Regions from separate parts of the Mus musculus genome. Here region 2 is linked to region 1. Evidence: chromatin loops called from intact Hi-C (ENCODE). Cell type or tissue: left cerebral cortex. All regions are shown on one strand.

Evidence for each region. Hi-C counts contacts between places; a loop is a spot of excess contacts. Peaks named below come from ENCODE experiments on the same cell type or tissue, not always from the same donor. Only the 100,000 strongest peaks of a DNase experiment are listed, where the experiment ranks them.
Region 2: it touches region 1 in a loop (4-fold over the local background); 3 of 42 quality-filtered maps call a loop at or near these places.

What each region holds. Positions count from the first base shown.
Region 1 is chr5:71,602,819-71,605,318 of GRCm38, forward strand. All of the region lies in intron 8 of Gabra4 (gamma-aminobutyric acid (GABA) A receptor, subunit alpha 4), which reads right to left. Among named protein-coding and RNA genes, the nearest start is that of Gabra4, 54 kb to the right of the region's middle. In left cerebral cortex, no CTCF peak of the experiment used is centred here; DNase peaks (open chromatin) are centred at 984 and 1,610; H3K27ac peaks cover 2,494 bases.
Region 2 is chr5:71,654,734-71,657,233 of GRCm38, forward strand. Gabra4 (gamma-aminobutyric acid (GABA) A receptor, subunit alpha 4) reads right to left here. Exons shown (of 9, transcript NM_010251.2): 2 at 2,438-2,500. Among named protein-coding and RNA genes, the nearest start is that of Gabra4, 2.3 kb to the right of the region's middle. In left cerebral cortex, no CTCF peak of the experiment used is centred here; DNase peaks (open chromatin) are centred at 1,261 and 2,232; H3K4me3 peaks cover 1,561 bases; H3K27ac peaks cover 731 bases.

The DNA.
Region 1 (2,500 bases):
TACAGCTGCAATGCTATTTAAAACTTCCATGAATATCTCCACAAAACCAAGAAAAATTTAAACTGAAATCATGCTCTCAGGAAGGACATAGTAAAATATGACCCTATGGGAGGAAATTATAGGAAACAAAATATAGTTGTTATTTTAACGTGGAAATTATAAAATGAGACATGTGACTTTTCCTCAGAGGTAGAAAAGCACCTGAATTACTAGGAAAGTCAACCTTCAGGCAATTTCAGGAGACTTGGTAGACATTTGCAGACTGTCTTTAAGTCATTTGTTAATAGGCTCCAGCAATGTGAAGAAATGCCTCACTTTCTGTTGTGATAAAATTGAAAATGGATGGAGAATAAACACTAGAAGCAATTTGCTAGACACTAGGCAGTTGGAAAGATGCAGCATCATCACTGTGGAGAACTGAATTTTGAACCCTACTGCCAATACTAATTAACCCCCAATCCTTATTTCCCACAGAATTTCAAGGGCGGAGGTGAAGACTTCCAGTAATCTACAGTGATTCTAGTAACAAGTAGAGGATGCTTTAATTTCCTGCAAGCAGTGGTATCATCTTCAGGCTGTGATCAAGCCATCCCATTCTAGTCCCTTAAGATCTCTTCGCTTCACTGTGTAATGTTAATACTTCCTTGAATCCCATGGAAGTGAAAATGTTCAGACTGTGGTTTTCTGCATTGCAACCCGCATCCCCCTTGCTTAAAATATTCCATTTCAGTCCTGACAAACTACCTGACACATGAAATTATATTGGATACCAGTCACTATTATTTTGTATTTTGAAGCTATTTATTCTGAAGCTACTGGTAAAAACTAGCTGACGGCATCTCTGGAAGATCCCAGAAATCACTGACCAAAGAAAGAGCATCATGAGAACTGTTTTGTATTCCACGGAGTGCTATGAAAGTCCTACGGTTCGTGGTTTGCTAAATTTTAGCTTCTTATGTAACAGGGTCTCAAAGCTGAAACTAAGTGGATGCTTGGTAAAGTGTTGACTCACATCCAATAAAGCAATGGCCAACATCCCGTGGGCATGAGAGGATGGTTGTAATATATAAAAAGAAGTCCAAACAGCCTGATACCTTGCATGGAACCTGGCACAAACAAAGCATCCAACAAACATTTCTTGAAAGACTGAACAAATGAATTTGCACAAGCATGAGAGCCTTTGGCAGTGCTGAGAGGACCACATACATGGCATAAGCTATCATTTCATCACAAAGCATGATTAAAGAGCCATCAGAGGAAACCAAACTTAATCAGATTATAAAGTCTTGTGAAATTAATAAGAGAAAATGCAATGCCATTTTGAGTTCTTGTTATACTTTGAAAGGCTGCTGGTCCCTTGGTTTAAAAGTACCTTTCTAGCAGACTGAAATCAGTATTTTTTTTGTCTTTCTCATGTTGTTCTTTCCTTTGTTTCTGTAGGAAACAGTGACTTCCAGGGATCCAAGATGACACAACACAGATTGCCAAATTGCATGCCACCCTGCAGTTGCCAAGGAGATAATGTATGTCATTCCTACAAATAACATGTTGCTCATGCCTTCGTTTCCTTTATCTAGCTTTTTAAGATATTTTTCGCCTGAGCGAAATGCAGATTGTGTTCACCGTGAACTGATGGAAACATTCTGTTTTAAAAATTTTGTTTACCCCATTCCCCCAAGGCACTGGATCGCATTACAAATGCCGCTTTTGGACGGTCTGAACATATTTTACACTGATTTTGGAACCGGTGATTCAGCAGTTTTTACTGGGGGTGGAGGGCATCCTGAATACTGTCTGCCTGTGTTCTAAGTAAAAGTCCAATTAAATCCACACCTGGCACTAAAATATTCCAGTTTGAAATGGCCTACCACCAAAGCAGCTGCACTCAGTTGAATGTCAGTGGAAAAGAAGGGAAGCAAAGGGAGATGAAGGAAAGGAAGAGGACTGTAGAAGGACAGAGGATGAAAAGGCAGGATAAAAGGAAAGAAAATCAGCAGGCACTTACGGAGCACCTGCTGTGTCTCGAAGAGGGAAAAAAAAGAATTGGTCAATTTTAAGATACTGGTGGACATGCTAATTAGCAAAAGGCAGGCACAGTGTTTGCACCTGGGTACAGGTGAGTTGATTAGGACAGACTGCCTCATAGAGGACAGCATACCCAATGACCCCAGAACAGTGGGCAGGAAAACAGCAGCCCGTGAGATCCTAGGACTGAGCTATAAAACTTCCAGGGTATCTTGCTTGATGGCAGTAAAAGTGGCTGGAATCAAAATCACCCGAAAGACATCTTTACCCCAATGCCTCACAAACAATTCTTGAGTTTTCAGCTTGACTATCCTACGGTGTAATGAAAATAGTAACATCCAGTGATAGGGTATTGCAAGGGGTGTTGTGTATAGCCATTTGAAGTTGTGTCCTTATCATCTTATTCCACTACCTTCTCTCAGTATTTCCAGAGAACTCTGCCCCAGAAAAAAATGTTCTCAGAACTCCAAAATAT
Region 2 (2,500 bases), 52 kb after region 1:
CCTGCTTACAGAGAACGGCCCATTTCTGAGGAGCCAATCGTCTCACCACAGATATCTATGAGCAGGGTGAAAATATCCCTTAGACTGCAAATTTTTTTGTTTGTTATTTTTTGTTTTGTTTTGTTTTTTATTTTTTTTTAATTAGGTATTTTCCTCATTTACATTTTCAATGCTATTAGGCTGTAATTTTTATGGTAACTTCGTTAGTAATTTATCATCTGCTAACACTCAAAGTAAGATAACTGCAACCCTGACCCGTGATGGTTTATAGCAATGGTCAGGTGAATGAGGCAGATCACTCAACAATGTCAAGTAAGATGACTGATAATCAACTTGAGACACTTAGCCACGTTATAGTTGACGGAACCTAACTCTCTTATGGTCTTCCCGGTGTTATGGGAGAGAGCACATGGTAAAAATGCTTCTATATAGCAGATTCCTTTCTTCTTCTTTTTTTTTAATAAGTTGTCTTACAGCCAAGAGAACATATTTTTACTTTCAACACTTACTAATAAAGTCATATAGAACCAGCTATAAAATGTGCTTTCATTTATGAATATTTAAGGTACATATGAGCTATATTTTCCTACTTTTGTATTTAAAATGTGAGTTTAAAAACCCTTCTGGGAAGACAGAGCCTCTTCTATTGACATTCTACAGAGTCAAGTGGTAATCACGTGATCTAGAACATTCTCCACAAAACTATTTTTGATCTAAAATGATAATTTCCTAGTCACTTAGGAAAGCTCACATTTTGACAACTGATTCACTTCTCTAATGAAGTCTCTCTTCAGATTTGCATGAAGGCAAAGGTAGTGTGGGCAACCTATACCTGGAGAAACAACAGGGAAGAAGACAGGGAGAAACTTCCATCTTTCCCATCCATCTTTATCACTGGCAATGCAGACACCAAAGGAATCACCTCACTACTTTATAGAGTTACACCCCCCCCCCCAAAAAAAAAAAGCAAAGAAACGGATTGAAATGCTGGAGACCAGATCTCAGCACTGATGTGCTATGTGCCCCATGCAAATCATCTCCTTTAGTGTCCTCCTCTGCCTAGTCCTCACCCCAGTCTATCCAAGTCTACTTAACCCCATGATTCTTTCTCTCTCAGTCCACACTCCTTCTATCTCAGATCCCATGTGTTCCCCCACTCCAGGATCCTATTTTATCTGCTCTCCCACTCTCTCCCTCCCCCACTGCCTCAGCTGAAGGCAGAGAGCCCTGCCCCCATGCTTTAAGCTCACCCTCCCCCCTTGGCTCAGCTGGAGGCAGTGAGCCCCCTGCCACCATGCTTTAAACTCAGTCTACTACTTTGTCAATCCACTAGCTTTGTCCTGTAAGTACAAAATTCCACCCGGGGTTCAAGTCCATAAACTCAAGTTACCAAACCTGTCAAATGGGGACAGCAACAGCTTTTCCTTGGAGTTGCCATGAGAGTTAAGAGTGATGTATACAAAGTGCCAATCTAGTTGAAATTAAAGAAGCACACTAATAATGGTTGTCTTTGTTACCATTCCTATCAGTTCGGACTTTGGGCTGTTTTAAGTCTGGGGTCCTCTGGTCTAACTTATTTACAGAAGGAAGAGCAGTACTTTGCTTTCAGAAGAGTGAACCAAGCCAAGCAGTCTTACGCAGTCACTTCTCCCTGATGAGCAGGACTGCTAAACTGGACTGAGGTTGAGTTCTTGCAGGTTTCAGCGCCTAGCAGCAAGCTTGCCATATAGATACCGCCGCATATGCAAAGGAACTATGGTTTGAGAACAAATGCGCCTTGAATGTGTGTCTCCCTACTATGCACTTCACAGGTATTGATGGAAGGCGGGAATACAGATAATCACTTCTGAAGCTTTAGAAGAGAAAGGCCAAAGACCAGCTAGCTCCTCGAAGAAAGTGAGAAGATAGCTGGAAAGGAAGGACAGGGCTCCCCAGCAGAGCAGCCAGCTTCAGCTCTGTGCCCCAGATTCCTGTCCTAGCTAGAACACAGGTGAACCCTTGGCAGAGACAGGGACACGTGGGAGGAGAAGACCTGAGGCCAGCTGCTTCTGGAGCAACAATGTATACCTGGGCAAAGTGGACAGAGTCAAGGAAAATCCATACTCAAGCTCACAGAAGCCAGGCAAGCATGGGGCAGCAGCTCGGAGTTCATTTTTGACTTCCCTGCCTCCCCCACCCTGCAGTCAGGTCTCAAGAGGTAATTAGTGTGGGGGAGGCCAAGCTCCTGAGGGGGCGGGGAGATGGGAAAGTACGGATGGAGGCGGTCTTCTTGTCATAGGTCTCACTGAGGAGAGGAAGAGAGAAAGGGGGGAGGCGCTCGAGAGAATGACTGGTTTTCATTTTTGCACGTGAGGCGTACCTAATATTTCCACAAATAGACAGGCAGACCAGAGACGGACAGACAGAGCACACTTGCATGTTTTGAAACAATCCGTACCCCCAAATCCAGGACGCAGCCTGTTGTCATAACCATCCAGCAAACTGTCCAGAATACGGGTAA